Linked DNA regions of Homo sapiens: all the other regions are linked to region 1. A link is a loop called in an ENCODE intact Hi-C map of the cell type or tissue named here. Cell type or tissue: heart right ventricle. All regions are shown on one strand. Region 1 overlaps LURAP1L (leucine rich adaptor protein 1 like). Region 2 overlaps LURAP1L-AS1 (LURAP1L antisense RNA 1). Region 3 has its middle 61 kb from the start of LURAP1L-AS1. Region 4 overlaps LURAP1L-AS1 (LURAP1L antisense RNA 1).

Region 1 (5,000 bases):
TTTCCCGAAGCTACTTTTTTTTTCCCTCTCAAGTCACATATTACTGACCCACAGCAAAACCCGAGATTCCAACAGACAATCCAATCTGAAGCAAAGTTTCTTATTCAGATGTTGGACAGGTACTAATTCAGCACCTACTTGTGTGAGATACTCTTCCAGGTTTTGGCATAGAGTGGTGACCAGGAAAGATCAAGACCCAAGCACTCTGTGGTGCTTCCATGCTCATGGGGGGAAGAGAAAATAATAAGTAAATCCATTAGAAAGATTATGATTTCAACTAGTCATAAATATGATGAAGGAAATATACATGGAAATGTAATATTAATCAAGGCATGGGTATTGCATATTATGATTGATCAGGAATCAGTTTCTCCTAGGAGGTGACATTTAAACTCAGACCTTTAGGAGATCTCAACTCTCAGTATCCTCAGAGTCAAGTTGAGGGACCTTATAAGACTCCAACAGAAGGAACCACACAGTTTCATGCTGCAAGGGCAAGGCTACTCTATTTTTAATTGATGGCTAGACTTCATTAAGACTGAAATGAATAACAGTGAGGAAAGGCGGGGCAGCTACTAGAGACAGAAGAGTCATTGTGATTTAGTTGTTTGGTGAATTGCTCATACTTTCAAGGGTCATCGGTAGCATAACTGCACCTTGGTGCTTGGAGAAAGCAGAGTGCAGCAGCTGGGCCAGCCCAGGACTCTCTGTGCCTGGAGCTCCTGGTAATGGACCTGCCAGCGTGTGAACTGACGTGCCCAGCGCTCCCACGGTGGGAAGCTGTTTACTCTCTCCCGGGAGGACACAGGGTTAGACATAGTTGAATCTATAATCATTATCAACCAGATCAACACGTTCTAACTGACTTGCTTGTGTCGTTTTTTTCCCCAACAGTAGTTCAATGGCCTGTGAATGTTTTGCTTCCACTAAAAAAAAAAAAAAAAAAGATTTTCTTATTTAAATAAGTCATTTCATGGTCAAAGGAAGCTTTTGTTACTTCATAGTCCACTCCTCTTTTCTTCTTACTGCTTAATAAAACTGAAAAACTTGTACTTGATGCAGCCACTGTGTAAGTCAGAGAAAAATTGCTGACAAAAAATGTATTCTAAGTATGTTTTAACCCCTGGTGGCATAGTTGTTAGGAACGTGTATTACTACTGTCTTAAGAGCTAAACTTTCACAGTTCCTAAAATTATGGCTATTTCCAAAAATCAACCAATTATGACTATTTCCAAAAATCAAGCAATGCTTAGTACAGACCTTAAGATAAGGAAGAAATGTGAGACATGGCTTCTTTCTTTAAGGAGCTCACAGCCTAGTTGAAATTGCTAAAAGACAATCATTGGCAGTATATGACAGTACAAAGTTAAGCTATGTTAGGAGATAAGCTAACAGGACGGTAGTGGTGAAGCAGGCCAGCAGAGGAGGCTGGAGCCCTCAAGTAGTGCTTGACGAGAGAAGTATGACTTGAAGAATGGGGAGTATTTGGAGAGGAAGAGAGTGAAGTTTTTCAAGAATGGGGAATGACAGAGGAGCATGCCCAGAGCTGGGAATGGGCTGGAACATTTTCATGGGAGAGGGTGGAGATGTGAATAAATGCAGCCGTGATTTATTTGGGTGGCTATTGGGAAATGGTCAGATTGATATTCTGCCATGGCTTATAAGGGGCCAGCATGTTTTATCAGCTACAGATGCCTGCTGAATGATTTTGCAAAAGTTTGACTCATATTGATTTTTCTGGGCTGCTCAGTGGACCTAGGCAAATTGTTGGTGATTTATAAATGTTTGTTATATTACTTGTAACTTGACCATTGTCTTCCTGGCTCATAGGGTGTGCGGAGGAATTTAAACATAAAGACTGTCAGAAACCTCCTTCCTCAACATAAAGTCATTGCAAGGTTATTGAGACACCCCAACAAATAGAGGGGCTTCTCAAGGCTAAGTTCACATCCTTCTGTTCATGAACGTCTCAGTGAAAAGTAATTTTCTTTGTTACTTCCTGTGCAATTTATTTTTAGTGCTTTGTTCAGAGAAGATGAAGTGACTCAAGTCACTTCAGTATTCCAGCAAAATTAATGGATTTTAAATTGTACTTTATGTTTTTTGTATTCATAGATATATTTTTATTCTTTTGAAACCTGTACAATCTTGCATCTCTTGCAGTTATTAATGGAAATTCCATCTCTCCTAATGTTTATTCATCATGTTCCCTCAATCCAAAGTTCCTCTTCAGTTATGGATTAACTCCTCATACAGAAATATTTTTACAATACAAATGAATACTTTTGAGGACAATTCGCTCTTTTCTTCCTTACAGTTTGAGTCATCCAAGAATGAATGTCTGATAATTCCAGAAACTGACATAAATCTGAATTAGCTCTGGATCCTAAAGAAAGAATTAGCATGACCCAGACTTTTGGGTTAGTAACCCAACTGGAGGGACAGAAATCGGTTTTTAAACCATAGAGAAGGCCGGACATGGTGACTCACGCTTGTAATCTCAGCACTTTGGGAGGCTGAGGAGGGCAGATCACGAGGTCAGGAGTTCAAGACCAGCCTGGCCAGCATGGTGAAACCCTGTCTCCACTAAAAATACTAAAAATTAGCTGGACATGGTGTTGCGTGCCTGTAATCCCAGCTACTCAGGAGGCTGAGGCAGGAGAATAATTTGAACCCAGGAGGCGGAGGTTGCAGTGAGCCAAGATTGAGCCACTGCACTCCCGCCTGGGCAATAGAGTGAGACTGTCTCAAAAAACAAACAAGCAAACAAACCATAGAGAATGTGACTAGGACCTCTAGTGGCCAAACATGGTCCTGCCAGGCTCTGTACTCGAGCCATATCTCTTCTGTTCCAACAGAACAATCATGGGAGTTCTTACAGCACCACCTCCCCAAACACCACCTCTTGATATTAGCAAATGTTTACAGTAAACTGTGGGACCTGCAAAGAGACCCTGCTTTGTGGCTGTGGAGATAGATATCCCTGAAGTAACTTAGAGCTATCAGAAGGACCACACACCTGCCGGGAGCAGTGGCTCACGCCTGTAATCCCAGCACTTTGGGAGGCCGAGGCGGGCGGATCACGCGGTCAAGAGTTTGAGACCATCCTGGCCAACATGGTGAAACTCCGTCTCTACTAAAAATACAAAAATTAGCCGGGCGTGGTGGCGGGGGCCTGTAGTCCCAGCTACTCGGGAGGCTGAGGCAGGAGAATGGCGTGAACTCAGGAGGCGGAGCTTGCAGTGAGCCGAGATTCCGCCACTGCACTCCAGCCTGGACGACAGATCGAGACTCCGTCCCCCCCCCCCCCCCAAAAAAAAAAAAGGACCACACACCTAGAAGGCACATAAGGGAATTCTCAGACCTTCCCAACATCTGGTATCCCACTTTTGATTGGGGTGCCCCTGATATATCTGAAACAAATAGTCAGATATACAGAAATATTTGTACACTTCGTCTCATAAATTGGATCAGCCTAGTGTATCACCCATCCTTTGGATTCAGGGAATATTAGAGCAATTTGGTTCTTAAAAGCAAAAGCATTATTCAGCACTGTCTATGTTGATATAGTCATAAAGAATACAGGTCTTTTTTGTACTCTTAACTCTTTTCTATAGATTTATCTTTCTTCATGTGTAAAATGAAGACAAAAATAATAATACCTGTCATACAGTGTTATTAGATTTTGCTAATGAATGCTGAACTTTTATGATGGTGCTTGGCACATTATCACTCCATAATCAGAGGCTTTTAGAGGCTTCTACGATGCTGAGGATGACTCCTTAATTTGTTCACCTTCCTTTTCTCCCCACGACTCAGGACCCACGTATATACGCCAACGTAAACATTAATAAACTTAATCTGGCCAAAGAGAAAATAAATTTTGTAGTAGAGAACCTGCCATTCAGTATGATATGTTCAGGCCACTTGGTTAGGGTCAGGGATGCAGCAGGGGTTTTATTGTGCCTTTTGGAGCCTGATGCATCTGGCAGGAAGTGAGTTTTTTTTATTATAACTCCTACCATCAGTCAGCAATTATCAAAAAGTTCCTGACAACCAGTCCACTTATATTTTATTCTGTGAATTTAAAATTCTGAACTGCAGCAGACAGTCCCCAGATGAATTTGAGGCCTTTCGAGAGTGTAAAATGGCTGGAATATCTTTCTTCTCTCTTTGTCCATAGGTTAACCTCAGAGCCACAGACGTCAGGCTCATGCGCCAGTTGCTTGTAATCAATGAGAGCATCGAGTCCATCAAGTGGATGATCGAAGAAAAAGCCACCATTACCAGCAGAGGCAGCAGCCTCAGTGGCAGCCTGTGCAGTTTGTTGGAGAGTCAGAGCACCTCCTTACGTGGCAGCTACAACAGCCTACACGATGGCAGTGATGGGCTGGATGGCATTTCCGTGGGAAGTTATCTGGACACGTTGGCGGATGATGTCCCAGGCCATCAGACCCCTTCAGACTTGGACCAATTCAGTGACAGCTCCCTCATAGAGGACTCACAGGCACTACACAAGCGTCCTAAATTGGATTCTGAATACTACTGCTTTGGCTAGTGACAGTTTTTTGCATGGGACTGGTGTGCAATGAACTTGTATTTATCCTTCTTCTCCGCTGCTATATTTTTGGTGTGATTTTTATTTTAATAAGATGACCTTTTTAAAAGAAGCTGATTTTGAAACTGCTTAATGGTATTGCTGTTGCTCCTAATACTTCTCATCTGAGCTGATTTATTTTTCTCTGTTACATCTCTATTTTTTATTTATTACAATGATTTTCTCCCTTCTTTTACAGTAGCACAAACAAAGTAGGGGGAAAAGAATAAGCAATAATTATGTTTTTGCTTTTGTTTTCAGAGCAATGGGTCAGGGATTACAAGAAAAACTTTGCTAAATTTTACAATAAACCAAAGTCTGATAACAGTTAATGTTGCTGCTTGCGTCCTTAAATGACTTAAGGTTTCATCTTCCAGAAGATATTGAGATATATTACTGTTTG
Region 2 (5,000 bases), 96 kb before region 1:
AACCTAACTGATCATGTCACTCTCATAGTTCAAGATTAAATTTCATCTATCAGTGTTCTCCAGAGAATAAGGTTGGGACAGTGTCAACTTTTTTTGAGACTTTATTTTGTACTTTGTCAAAACATTAAATAATTTTAATTCTGCTTAAGTAAATTTTTTTTAAGAATATCTTTGAAGATCTCTAGTGAAATTATTTTATAAGTTCAAAGTACTGTTTTAGTTTTATATTTGCTACTGTAACAAATTACAACAAACCTAGTGGCCTAAAACAAGACAAATTTATTTTTTTCACTTCTGAAAGCTGTTTTTACAAAGTCACCGGGCTGACACCCATGCATGGTCAGGCCTGTACTGTCTCGGGAGGTCTTTTTCTTTGCCTTTTCTAGCTTCTACAGAAAGTGTCATACCTTGCATTCCTTGGTTCATGGCCCTTTCTCTATCTCCAAAGCCAGTAGGATCATATCTTCTCTGACTCTGCTTACATGTCCTTATGTCACATGGCCTTCTTTGCCTCTGTCAAATCTCCCTCCATCTTTACTTTATGCGAAAATTTGTGATTGCATTTAGGACCCACCCACCAAATAATCCAGGATAATCTCTTCCTTTGAAAGTCCCTAATTTAATCACATCTTCGAGGTCCACTTTATCACATAAGGTAACATTCACAGGTTCCAGGTATTAGGACCTGAACATCTTCGGGGGTCATTTTTGAGCTTACCATAAATACTCTCTTTGTGTGCCCATTTTGAGAAATTGGCTCAGTTATTACCAATAGATAAAAATGAGGCCAGTTCCAAATTCTTCATTTTTCTTCATTAAACTGCTGTGAAAAGTTTATTCTTAGACAGTTTTCTGGCAATGATAGAAGACACTGAATCAAGACTGTAAAACTGACTGAAGAATTCTGCTTTTACCTCATAAATCTTCCCCCAAATTTCCTGCTCTCCAATTATTTTTCCTCCTCTTTACATGGAATCTTTTTATGCTATATTTCTACTTAGAATACTTCTATGATAGACATTTTGGTTTCACCAATTAGCAGAGAATTTCAAATTCCTCCTCTAAACCTAGTTTGTTTATTGGTTTGCTTTCCTTTTCTTTACATGTTCATGTAATTAAGATGGCTTTAGTAGTCACAGCTTGCACAAGAAAGGTTGACTCACCTGCCCGTGTGAAAACATCTTTCAGATTTAAGAAGAGTCCCAAGGGAGCATCCCGAGTTTATTGCTCTTTGCAGGCTATAAGCTCTCCTTAAGTGATCTCAACCATTTTCATACTTTTAATTACCTTCCCTAGGCTAATAATTCCTGAATCTCTATATTTAGCCTTAGACACTGCCATGAGCTTCAATTTCACATATTTAATTGCTGGCTAGAGAAATCCATTTGACTAGCTCTCGAGACTTTCAAATTCCAAATACCCAAAATGAAACTATTTCTTTTCCCTATAAAACATGCCTCATCCCTCCTCAGCTAAAAGTGCTACCATCTATGAGACACTTCAGGAGAAACCAGGCAGTCAATTTGGATTCCTCCTTTCTCTTTAATCTGCCAGTTGGCCACCCCACCTTTATAATGAATATACAACATGTCTGCTCATGAATCTTCAACAAATATTTTTCAAGTCTCTTCTCTCTCGAATTTTTCACCACTGCCTAGCTAGACCTCTGCAACCCTTTAAAAAGGCCTACAACATTTTCATTTCCTGAAACTTTCAGTATGTTAACATACTGAAAAAAAATGCTAAGTTAGTTATCACTGTATATATATTAAATACTAAACTGAATGAACTAATGGTTTCAATGCAAGTAAAATGGTGCTATTCATGAGAAAATTATAGGGCTTATAAAAAATTCAGACTGCGTTACGGGAAATATGACTAATATTGAAATACAAGTTTAAAATTGTTTGATAATATGTTCTTTCAAAACTGTCAGTGTTTGTCTGAGATTGAATGCATACTTTCACTTGAAGATAATATTAGATGTCTATATTTGAGAGTCTCTGAATGTGAGTCCAATACCACACGGCCTTTCTGTAACTTCCTCTGTCCTGCCTCTCCTTCACTGATAGAACTGAAGCCTGATCCACCATAGTTTTCTCACTGCCTCCAAACAATGCTCCTCTCTTCCAAGGCTTGATTTACTAAATCTTAACTATCTCCCTGCCTCACTTAACAGAGTAAAGGACAATCTCAACATGGTATTTTATGCCTTCTGGGACCAGTCTGTGATAATTTGGCAAGCTCATCTTCTGTCTCTTCCTCTTCCCAAATTTTAAGTTCTAAGCCTATGAAATGTTTGCTTCTCTGAAAGACCCATACGTCTTCATACTTCCAGGCTATTGTTCATGCTGTTCCCGCTAGTCTACTGTTTATCCACCTAACTACTTCTCAGTAGTCCACCAGGCAAGAGTCATTCACTCCACATAAACTTCCCTCATGACCTTGCTGGGTGCAGTCCTTTGCAATGCAATTTGTCCAAGGCGTATCCTTGACAGTTTCCACACCTTCATGCTTGTGATATTGTGTTCTTGGTGGGCAGAAACCATGTCTTACTTATTTTTGTGACCAGATACCCTGCAGATGATCTAAGACAGGATGGAAGCAAATTGATATTTATCAAATTGAACAAAACTGAGTGAACTTGGAAGGCACTGATTTCACAACTTCTAACTTCCACAAGGTGGCAATATTTTATTCTCAATAGAGAGCAAATCACAAAAATAGGAACTTAATGCAAGGATGGTGTTCAGTATAGATATATAGGTATGTCATTATTTTAGAATATATATATATCGAATATATATATAATAATATATTGAACTCCAGTCACGTGTATGTGCCTGTGTAGAGTGAAGCTGTTCTCCCAGCTACCCATTTATACTAGTGCAAACTGTCAGCGGACAAGTTGATATTTCCTTTACAATCTTTACAAAAACATAGTTGAAAAAATATTAAATTAGTGGGCAGTGGTTAGAGTAGATCTTCCTAAATAAAAGGGACCTTGTACCCTTTTCATCCATAGTGTTATCACCCAAAGATTTTCAAAAGTAGATGTGACACTGAACTTCAATTCTTGGTATTAGTTGGGCGTGGCGGTAGTAGTAGTCCCAGCTCTTGAAAGGCTGAGGTAGGAAGAACAGCCTGGGTCAGAGTGAGATGCTGTCTCTAAAAATTTTTAATTAAAGAAAAATGTGAATTCTGATCGTTGGGATAATTCAAGTATATTCCCAACTAGTGAGACAGGAGGATGGAAAAATTTGGGGGGTTTATGAGCAAGGAGTTCTTGCCCAGTACAATATGAACCCTCTGACATTCACTGCCTACAGTATGAAAACTTGATAATAATGCTTGTCTTTAAACTATGTTGTGAAGGATTGGACATTATGCAATTTATAATACATTTAAAGTATCCAGCACAAAGAAGAAACTGAGAATCTGGTGACAATAATAACTATTAGAGACAGTAGGAGGGGTCAAGAAATGGGAATTTCATCTGGTCTTAAAGTTTAAATATTTTAAGCTGCTTTTTTTTTTACTTCAATAGACTACTTGGGTTTGGATCTGTTTCCCCCACGTTTTGATGTATGTCACCTAAGCCTCATTTTTCTCAGCTATAAAATAAACCTCTAGCAATCCATATTAGGTAGCCATAGATGAAACAAGAAACCTGCGTGTGTGTGTGGTGTGTATGTGTGTGTGCGTGTGTGTGTGTGTGTATTTAAATAAAAACATGACTACGTAGAAAAGTATCCCTTTTTAATATTCCTTAGTATTCACCTTGTCCAGTTGGTTGCTGGCTAGTCTAGCTAGCAGACTGCTTACCACTTCTATGGTTGGAACACAAAAGCATAGGGAATTGAATATCTGAACAAATAAATATCTCCCCCAATAAGTAATTAATTCCTAAAATTCCACAGTTAAAGATTCATTCTTTTGATTTAAAACCTTTGACACCTGGTAAACACATGCTTAGGCAGGTGACTCTTGAAGTCTTATTTGCATCTAAGTATGAGTGATCTTACTAGAATCCGTCCCCTTAAACAGATTTTGAAAAGAGGAGGGTGGAGGAAGTATAAAACCTCCAAAAACCTTGAGGGGGATGGATAGGGGTTTGGGGGTACACTAAGTCCATCTTTTTTTTTTTTTTTTGAGATGGAGTCTCGCTCTGTCACCCAGGCTGGAGTGCAGTGGCGCGATCTCGGCTCACTGCAAGCTCCGCCTCCCGGGTTCACGCCGTTCTCCTGCCTCAGCCTCCCCAGTAGCTGGGACTACAGGCGCCCACCACCATGCCCGGCTAATTTGTTGTATTTTTAGTAGAGACGGGGTTTCACCGTGGTCTCGATCTCTTGATCTCGTGACCCGCCCGCCTTGGCCTCCCAAAGTGCTGGGATTACAGGCGTGAGCCACCGCGCCCGGCCTCCATCATTTTATATATACCTCTCAATCATGCTGAAGTTCATTTCTAAGTACATTTATTCTAATGTTATAGATAAAATGGAGCTCAGAGAGGCCAAGTAACATCAAGTAGCAGAGATTTTATTCAGAGGGAAATATGTATGCCCAAATTATATAAAGTCATGCACCACATAAGAACGTTTTGGTCAATGACAGATGGCATATACCATGATGGCCCCACATGATTATAATAGAACTGAAAAATTCCTATGGCCTAGTGACATCATAGACCTCTTAAGGTCTTAGTACAACACATTATTCACGTGTTTGTGGTGATACTTGTGTAAACAAATCTACTGTGCTGCCAGCCATATAAAAATATAGCACATATAATTATATACAGTATATAATACTTGACGATAATAAACAACTATGTTATTGGTTTATGTATTGATTATACTATACTTTTTGTCATTATTTTGGAAGGTACTCCTACTTATATAAAAAAAAGGTTAACAGCAAAACAGCCTCAGAAGAAGGCAGTGTTATCATAGGAGGTGACTAACAGCTCCATATGTGTTATTGCCCTAAAGAACTTCCAG
Region 3 (5,000 bases), 56 kb after region 1:
AAAAATGCCCATTGTTCTCATCGATGATGAAAATAAGGCCTTTAGTACAAAACAAAGAGCCACGAGCCCTTTACTGTTAAGATGAGTTTACCTCTTGATTGTGAACTGATTGTCTTTCAGTGGTATTGAAATGGAGTTGAACAGACTTTCATTTATTTTAGAAATGTATGCAAAGTAATTGTGGGGAATCAGTAGACTGGTTAAATGAGGCCAGAAAGAAAGTTTCTAATTGAAAAGAATACAAAATTATATTCATGTGTAAAGATAAATATTAATATGTAGATGATATAGGATACTCTAATACTATAATTGTGATGCATAAACCATGTTTAATTCTGGTATAGAAGTCCAACACAAAAGTTAAAAAATAACTATAACTATAAGCATATGTTAATGGTACACAATACAAAAAGGTGCAATTTGTGATGGCAAACACATAAAGTGTGGGGGGAGGACAGAAGTAAAAGTGTAGAGATTTTATATGTAATTAAAGTTACATTATCAGCTTAAAATACATTGTTATAACTGTAAGGTGCTTTATGTAAGCCCCATGGTAACTACAAAGAAAATACCTCTAGAAGATGTAAAAAAGAAAATGAGAAAGGAATCATAGCATGCCACTACAAAAGAAAATAGGCTGGATGCAGTGGTTCACACTTGTTATCCTGCCATTTTGGAAGGTTGAGGTGGGAGGATCGCCTGAGCCCAGGAGTTTGAGACCTGCCTGGACAACGTGGTAAGCGCTGGTCTCTACAAAAAATAAAATAATGATCAATTAAGCACAAAGGAAGACAGCAAGAAAATAAAAGAGGGTCAAAAGAACTACAGGCTGACAGGAAAAAATTAACAAAATGGCAATAATAAGTCCTTCCCTATCAATAACTACTGTATTTTTGTTTGTTTTGGGGGTTTTCTTGAGGGGGTTGTTTGTTTTTTGAGGCAGTCTCGCTCTGTCACCCAGGCTGGAAATACAGTGGTGTGATGTTGGTTCACTGCAACCTCCACCTCCCAGGCTCAAGCTATCCTCCCACCTCAGCCTCTTGAGTAGCCGGGACCACAGGCATGTACCACCATTTTTTTTTTTTTTTTGGTATTTTTAGTACAGTCAGGGATATAAATCATTCTGTTACAAAGATACACGCACATGTATGTTCACTGCAGCATTATTCATAATAGCAAAGACATGGAATCAACCCAAATGCCTATCAATGATAGACTGGATAAAGAAAATGTGGTACATATACACCATAGAATGCTATGCAGCCGTAAAAATGAATGAGATCGTGTCCTTTGCATGGACATAGATAGAGGTGGAAGCCATTATCCTCAGCAAACTAATGCAGGAACAGAAAACCAAGCACCGCATGTTCTCACTTATAAGTGGGAGCTGATTAATGAGAACATGTGGACACAGGGAGGGGAAGAACACATACTGGGGCCTTGTGGTGGGGGATGCAGGGGGAGAGAGAGCATCAGGAAAAATAACTAATGTATGCTGGGCTTAATACCTAGGTGATGGGTTGATAGGTGCAGCAAACCACTGTGACAAACATTTACCTATGTAACAAACCTGCACATTCTGCACATGTATCCCAGAACTTACAATAAAATATTTAAAAAATTGTTTTAAAAAATAAAAAAAAAAGAAAAGAAAAAAACTCTGAATAACCAAAACAATCTTGAGAAAGAAGAATACAGCTGGAGGGCCTCATACTTTCTAATTTCAAAACACTTTCCAAAACTACAGTAATTAATACATGATGGTACTGGCATAAAGACAGATGTACACACCAATGGAACACAACAGCGAGTCCAGAAACAAGCCCACACATGAAAGGACAACTGATCTTCTAAAAGGGTGCATAGAATGCACAATGGGGAATGTATAGTCTCCTCAACAAATGGCGTCCAGGAAATTAGACATCCAAATGCAAAAGGCAAAATTATCCCAGCTGTCTTCTTGGAAAACATAACCAAAAAAAAAAAAAAGAAAGGAACGTTCTAACATGCAACAAAATGCCAATAATAAGTCCTTCCCTATCAATAACAACTGTAGCTTTGTTTGTTTGGGGGATTTTTTTGGAGGGGGTTGTTTTGTTTTTTGAGGCAGGGTCTCACTCTGTCACCCAGGCCGGAATACAGTGGTGTGATGTTGGTTCACTCTAACCTCTGTGAGGATTGTGCACTAGAATCTACCTGCAAACAAATAATATTAGAACTTTATATTTTACCACACAGAAAAATAAACTCAAAATGGACTAAATATTTAAACATAAGACCTGAAACTATGAAACTCATAGAAGAAAACAGAGAGGAACCTTCATTACATTGGTCTTGGCAATGCTTTCATGGGTACAAAACCAAAAGCACTGACAACAAAAGCAAAAATAGGATAGTGGGACTACAACAAACTAAAAGCCTTTGCACAGGAAAGGAAACAATCAACAGTTGAAAAGGCAACTTACAGAACAGGAGAATATTTGCAAACTATATATCTGATAAGGACTTAAGATCCAAAATATATAAATAACTGCTTATAATTCAATAGCAAAGAGGTGAATCATCTGATTTAAAATGGATGAAGGAACTGAAAAGATATTTCTACAAAGAGAGCACATAAATGGCCAACAGCTATGTGAAAAAATGCCTAATATCTTAATCATCAGGGAAATGCAAATCAAAACCACAATAAGACATCACCTCACACTTTTTAGGATGGCCATTACAAAAAGAAAAAGGAAAAGAACAAATTTTTGCTGCCTTGGAAAAATTGAAACCCTTGGATGCTGTTGGTGGAAATGTGCAACAGTGCAGCTGTTGTGGAAAACAATAGAAAGCTTCCTCAAAAAATTAAATGTAACTACCATATGATCTAGAAATCCCACTTCTGGATATTTATCCAAAATAATTAAAAATAGTATCTTAAAGAGATATTTGACACTCATATTCATTGCAGCATTATTCACAATGGCCAAAATGTGGAAGCAACCCAACTGTTCACTGATGCATGAATGGATTAAACAAAATGTGATGTATATATGTACCATGGAATATTATTAAGCCTTTAAAAGGAAAATTCTGTTCTATGCTGCATCATGAATGAACCTGGAAGACATTATGCTAAGTGAAATAAGCCAGTCATGAAAGAACTAATACTGAATTATTCTACTTATATGAGGTACCCAAAACAGTCAAATTCATCATATCAGAGAGTGGAATGGTGATTGCCGAGGGCTGAAGCAAGTGGGAAATGAGGAGTTGCTTTTCAGTGGGCATTAAAATTTCAATCATGCAAGATGAAGTTCTAGAGATCCCCTGTACCACACTGTACCTGTAGTTAACAACACTGTACTGTGCACTTAACACTTGTTAAAAGGGTAAATTTCATGTTATTTTTTTTACCATAATAGTTTTTAAAAAAGATTAATGGTGCTCTCTTTTCCACTGTTAGTTTCTAAGACAGTATCTCTTTCTTTCCAGTGTCTCATTACGGTTTTGCCTTACTTTACTTTATAATTGTTGATTGAGTACTCTGAGTATATTGTATCTCTATCTCCTATGTTACCTAGTATAGTGCTTTGAGCACAGAAGACACTCAATGAATACTTGTTGAATAAATTCATTTATGCATTAGTAAAGAACAACTCTATTAAGACTTTCCAAATGTTACAGATTACCTAATTTGTGGTATTTGCTTAAAAGACTGATTTGTGCAACTATGGAAAGCTGTTCACTAGGAATTCAAGGAAGATAGCATGATTACTGATAAAAAATAGTTGGGAAAAACTTAATGAAAGTTGTTGGTCTTCATTCATACATACGTCAGACATGTTGAGGAACTACTTGGCACCATGAAAATGAAGACAGGCTCACAGTCTAATGAGTAGCCAGACATATAAAATGAAGTAAGTGCAAAAAGAAGTCAATATAAATATTCATAGTTACAGCAAGATTAGAGGAACTAAAACTATCAATACCTTAGGAGGTTGCCTAAAGCTTTATATCTAAAATGAATTTTTAATAAACTATATATACTCATGGGGTTAGAGAAGGGCCTTCTGGACAGAAGGAACAATGTGTACAAAGATGAGAAAACATGAAAAACCCTGGCTAATTAGGGAATTTGTAAAAACTTCAAAAGATGTGGAGTATAGAATATAAGCAGGAAAGTATCAGAGAACATGCGGTATTCAGATTCTGAAGGAGTTTAAGGTCCAATTAAGCAATTTAGGGGAAACAGATGCACAAAGACTCATGTCAGAGCTACTCCCATTTCCTTTCTAATCCCGACTAAATCCAAGACTAACAATAACCACCACTACCACAGCAACAAATCCTGCTAATAGTATATACAGCTATGTGCTGCATAATGACAGACAACATATGGGATGGTAGTACCAAAAGATTATAGTAGAGCTAAAAATTACTATCTTCTAGTGAAGTCACAGCCATCATAGTGTCATAGAGCAAGACATTACTTAGATGTTTGTGCTGATAATGCCAGTGTAAACAAACCTACTGTACTGCTAATTGTATAAAAGTATAGCACATATAATCATGTACGGTACATAATACTTGATAATGACAATAAGTGACTATATTACTGGTTTATGTATTTGCTATACTTTTTATTGTTATTTTGGAGTGTACTCCTTCTGCTTATTTTTTTAAGTCAAAAACAGCCTCAGGCAGGTCCTTCAGGAGGTATTCTAGAGGAAGATACTGTTATCATAGTAGATGACAGCCCCATGCATGTTATTGCCCCTGAAAACCTTCCAGTGGGACAAGATGTGGAGGTAGAAGACAGTGATACTGATGATCCCGACCCTGTGTGCTTAGGCTAATGTGTGTGTTTGTGTCTTAGTTTTCAATTAAAAAGCCTAAAAACTAAAAAGAAATAAAAACGTAAAAAATAGAAAAATCTTGTAGAATAAGGATATAATGAAAGAAAATATTTTTGTACAACTGTAGAATGTGTTGTGTTTTAAGCTAAGTATTAT
Region 4 (5,000 bases), 84 kb before region 1:
CCATGGGAAATAGAAGAAACAATCAGATTTGCCCACTGACTAAATGCTGACCTGTTTGGGGCAAGGTCCCATTGAATGATCATGAAACTTGAGGAAAACCGGATCCAACTCCATAATTCTCGAGTGATGAAGAGTCACTTTAAGCTGATCTTTGTTTACCTTTTCAGTTTCATCTTCTATAACTTCTCAAGCATCTGTTTTTACTCAAGCATCCCTCTAAACAATACCATATTCTTTCATGCCTCTGTACCCTTGCACAATCTTTTCCCTAAGACTGAACAATCTTGCCCTGACAGAGCAGGTTAAAATATCAGCTTGGCCATTTATTGGCTGAATAACCTTGGACAAGTTAATTCCCATTTTGAATTTCACTTTTTTATTTATAAAATCGAAGCAACAACATAAAAATACACACCTCACAGGTTTCCCAAGGCTATTAATAGAGATAAAATGAAATACCAATCAGAGGGCCAGGAACATAGTCAATGCACAACAATATTATTTTTGCTTTTCCACTCACCTCTAGTAACCTCGTTTACTCTCTATCCAGCTCCCCTTAAATCCTGTTCTCATGAAAAGACCTGATAAAGTGATTTCTACAAATGCGTAAATAACTGATAACCCACAAAGTGTTTTTTTTGACTTATTTACCAGGTTGCATAGAATTTAAGTCCCCTAAATTCCATAACTATGGAATTTAAGCGTCAGGTGATGACTGCAGAAGGTACTCTCTCTTGCAGGGATTTCTCGTTCTCCTTGAATTTTCTCTACCCACTGTGTCCTCGTCCTCCAAAACTGACAGAACAAGCAAGCCTCTACTTCCTTACTACCCCCAAGCATCAAGCTCTTGCTGTCCTCATGATCGTACTGCACATTGTGTATACCTCCTTTATAGCAGGAATCAAACTATATTTCTGTTGTATGTATCTTCTTCCCCACCAGCCTGTGAGTTACTTGAAGAAAGGACATAGTTTTCCAAATTTGCAACCTAGGACCTTAAAAGAAACATGGAAAACCATAGATAATAAATAAACATTTATCAAATGAATGATACATAAATTAATGATGGCAAAACAGCAGGTATTTTACTAATTTAATACAAAAGAATTCTGGCCCTTTTTTTCTGGAGGCCATATCTGTGAACATAAATATTTGGGGACTATATTGAGATTGCCACAGATAAGTTCTGAACTATTTCATGGTTTCTTGTCAAGAGAAGGCATGGTCGTTTTTCTCTCCCCACCCATATTAGACCTCCACTGTGACCTTGAAATGCAAGGATTAGAGGGTGGTGCAGCTTGCAAAGAACCAAGTGACACCTAACTTTCCCTTTTTTATTATTTTCACTTCTAAAGAACTACCCTGATACTGTCAAGTCTCCTTCAGAAAAATGAGCTTTGTTGCACTATGTCACATGAATAGTATAGAAGACTGACAATGGCTCCCAAAGATATATTCCCCCTAATCCCAGGCATCTGTGAATTGTACCTTATTTGGTAAAAGGATTTTCCAGAGGTAATTAAGTCAAGGACGTTGAGATGAGAAGAGTATCCTGCATTCTCTGGGTAGGCTCTAACTGACATTACAAGTGTCCTTATAAGCAAAAGGCAGCAGGAGACTAGACACATATATACAGAGGAGAAGGCAATGTGAACACAGAGGTAAAGATCTGAGTGATGTGGCCACAAACCAAGGGATGTCTGCAGCCACCACACGGTGAAAGGCATGGAATGAATTCTGTCCCAGAACCTCCAGAGGGAGCACATCCTGTCAACAGCTTGATTTCTGATGCTGGCCTCCTTAATTGTGAGAGAATAAATTTCTCTTGTTTTAAGCTACCAAGTTTGGGATAATTTGTTATAGCAGCCACAGGAAACTAATCCAAATAGGAATTTATCTGAGTCAGGCAAGCCATCAATGATCTGAGTGACTTCAGAAATTACCAGCTTCCCAGTATTTCTCTTTTCCTACCCTTTCTCTGTTCAGTTATCCTTTTTCTCAATATTTGTTTCTCCTCTACTCCCTATAGTTCTCTATCACATCATTTTCACTTACTCTTAGTTGGTGTTATGTCACACTTTTAGCCTGCCATTATTCCTCACGTAATTGATTCCACAGCATGGAATTGCTCTTTTCATTCTTTCTGTGTTGTGCTGCCTCAAGCTGCCAGCTCATTTTATTATTTCCAGTTCAGAATCCTAAAGAGATGAAAATAATTGGCCCAGCATACAATAGATTACTTTGGATTTGTTTCTCTTGCATCAGATCTACAGCTCCAGTCCAATAAGCTAGAGTTTGAGACTCTTGGTAGCATTATGGCTGCCTATGTCTGGTCCTTTCATAAGAATCCCATGAATGTGTAATTCTCCTTAAATATGACTGTAGGTGTGGCCCTGCGTGACAGCCTCTTTCCATGCTTTTTACATTCAGAAAGTTACAAACAGACTAAGGGGAGAATAAGCCAGCCACTGTCAGCACCATGACTTTACAATACACTGCTGCTAAAGCTAAATGTAAATTTTGTGGACTTATTCTATCATAATGAGGTTTACTTTCCCAGACTTTCGGGCAACAATTTTACATGTGTATCACTGCAGCAATTTTGACTGTAAAATATCATTGCTTCAGCTAATCTGTTCTTAACACATTTGAATGTTCAGGAAAAGAAAACCGACATGTCTAGTCAGTTTACAAATAGACTTAACTGTGTACACATGAAAGGCTCAAAGTTATTGTGAGAGTTGAATGGTTAAACGTCTGTTGCTAGCTACATTCATCATGGCCTTACATTGTTATGACTGCATGAGGTCATTTTATTAGATGGAACAAGCAGCAAACCAATCTGGGTCAGGACAGGATAAGAGATACTAAGGGTTTTTCCTTTCTCAAGATATTCTAGGTAAAATTGCATTCAGGATGCAGGAAGGTACAAAAATACTTCTAGGGGATTTCCTAAATGCGGTTATTGAGAACCAATTTTAATTTAAAAAGCAGCAGCATTTGGCGTAGAAGGAGGGGAACAACAGGATATAATGTTGTGCACAAAAGCACATGCACAATTAGTAGTGGTAAATAAGGGCATGAGACAAAGACCATTGTTCCACCTTCCCAATTCCATCTGCTTGCACTCAGAAGCTTGTATGAAAAGCTTTACATGTGATACCTGTAGGCAAGGAAACAAAGACAATGAAACAAGGATGGAAAATTTAAGATGACTTACAATTTCATTGCCCCAATATCTTGGTCATATTCCCAAACCTGCCCATTTAATCACCAGCTCTTTTGATATTTAGTCACATGTTTTCCTGTGCTGCCTTGTTACTGTTTAAATTTTTAATTAAAAAATCATGTTTTAAAAGGACTGCAAGAACTACAGCAAATTATATTTTTTAATCTTTCAGTGTAAGAATGAATGACAAGAAATTACACCACATGACCAGGTTATTTTGGTGAACTATTCATGGATTGCTTTCAGAAAAGTATTAACTTTTCCCTTCTATATTTATTCTTTTAAACTAAGATAATACATTATTCAAATTCACTTATTTTGTTTTTCCAATGTGAGTATGATCTGCATTAGCCTTAGGTAGATGGTCTCATTCCCAGGTTGAATGTTTTACGTGCTGCAGCATAGCTGCATCTCCACGTATAGAGACAAGCTCTCTGCAGCCCTGGAACCTCAGAACTTACAGCAGCTGATCTGATCTCCCAGCCTCCTCTTTAAGAGAATAAAATTATACACCTACCTCCCAAGGAGCTTTCCTCTAGACAACGTGGCACTTTCAAGGTGAAGACTAAGAATTGGAGATTCCTGTAGAACTTCCATTAAAACTCTCCATCTAACATCTGTTTTCCTGTTTTGTTTTGTTTTCTTTTTTTTTTTATTTGAGGCAGGGTCTCACTCTGTCACCTAGGCTGGAGTGCAGTGGCACAATCACAACTTACTGAAGTCTTGACATCCCAAGGTCTAGCGATCCTCCTGCCTCAGCCTCCAGAATAGCTGAGTCTATAGGTGCCACCACAGCTGGCTAATTTTTGAATTTTTTTGTAGAGAAAGGGTTTCACCATGCTGTCCAGGCTGGTCTTGAACTCCTGGTCTCAAGTGATTCCCTCACTTTGGCCACCCAAAGTGCTGGAATTTCAGACTTGAACCAGGGCACCCAGCCTCAAATCTGTTTTCTTATCTAAAAAAAATCGCTCCTACCTGGTGACTGGTTCAGCAATGCCCTCACTCAGGTGAGTCCTGATACTTTCATGTATCAAATTATGATTCAGGTACCTTATAATTATAGCTTAGATTAGTACACTAATGGTTTCACTCATCTGGGTGACAAGGCACCTAGAAGTCATAGATATTTTAGCAAATATCCCCGGAAGATTTATATATGTTTAAATAACAAACACATTGCTTTATTCTAAATGAGTAGTAATCTCCCACTGGATATGTGGTGACAGACAGAAAAACTTTCAAAAAAAACTTACAGAATAAAAATTCAAAGTTAAGGAAAATCTATCCATTTAATATGTTATTTCCCTGAGAATAAGAAAAGGCTATCATCATGGAATTTTATTTCAGGCATGGAACCCATATATTGCATCCAAACACAGTTTGTGAGTGACTACAAGCCAATAAATATAGCATCTCACAAGGAGTAACAAGGGCAGAAAGTGTGGCGTCTGTGAGATTAACTGAGAAATTACAGAAGAGAGAGTTGTCCTTTGTCTGTAAGGATACTGACTTCAGGAATACGTGCTATCTTATAACACAGTTGTTTCTCAGCCTCAAAGTTAGACCAACAATCTATTATCCACCAGGGAGCCTAGCTCTGTTTAGCTTTAGCAAAATGAGGCTCGCAGCCATTACACAATGGTATCAATGCAGAAAACGTGTAATTTGAAGTTCACAGAAACTTTTATGTCTAAAGACACAAAGTCCCTTCAGTTGAGCTCATCTTCAGCCTTAGAGCTTGACTGGATTTTGAAGGAAACAAATCAGTTTG

The links. A loop is a pair of places that touch in the nucleus more often than their neighbours do. Peaks named below come from ENCODE experiments on the same cell type or tissue, not always from the same donor. Only the 100,000 strongest peaks of a DNase experiment are listed, where the experiment ranks them.
Region 2: a loop joins it to region 1, with 2.4 times the contacts of the local background. A loop is called at or near these places in 24 of 110 quality-filtered maps.
Region 3: a loop joins it to region 1, with 2.4 times the contacts of the local background. A loop is called at or near these places in 25 of 110 quality-filtered maps.
Region 4: a loop joins it to region 1, with 2.8 times the contacts of the local background. A loop is called at or near these places in 23 of 110 quality-filtered maps.

What each region holds. Positions count from the first base shown.
Region 1 is chr9:12,817,203-12,822,202 of GRCh38, forward strand. LURAP1L (leucine rich adaptor protein 1 like) reads left to right here. Exons shown (of 2, transcript NM_203403.2): 2 at 4,184-5,000. The coding sequence ends at 4,558. Among named protein-coding and RNA genes, the nearest start is that of LURAP1L-AS1, 5.3 kb to the left of the region's middle. In heart right ventricle, a CTCF peak has its summit at 2,781; no DNase peak of the experiment used is centred here; H3K27ac peaks cover 1,907 bases.
Region 2 is chr9:12,721,172-12,726,171 of GRCh38, forward strand. The region is part of intron 3 of LURAP1L-AS1 (LURAP1L antisense RNA 1); the gene reads right to left. Among named protein-coding and RNA genes, the nearest start is that of TYRP1, 30 kb to the left of the region's middle. In heart right ventricle, a CTCF peak has its summit at 2,674 (motif pointing right); no DNase peak of the experiment used is centred here.
Region 3 is chr9:12,872,796-12,877,795 of GRCh38, forward strand. No RefSeq gene overlaps it. Among named protein-coding and RNA genes, the nearest start is that of LURAP1L-AS1, 61 kb to the left of the region's middle. In heart right ventricle, no CTCF peak of the experiment used is centred here; no DNase peak of the experiment used is centred here; H3K27ac peaks cover 943 bases.
Region 4 is chr9:12,732,946-12,737,945 of GRCh38, forward strand. The region is part of intron 3 of LURAP1L-AS1 (LURAP1L antisense RNA 1); the gene reads right to left. Among named protein-coding and RNA genes, the nearest start is that of LURAP1L, 40 kb to the right of the region's middle. In heart right ventricle, no CTCF peak of the experiment used is centred here; no DNase peak of the experiment used is centred here; H3K27ac peaks cover 864 bases.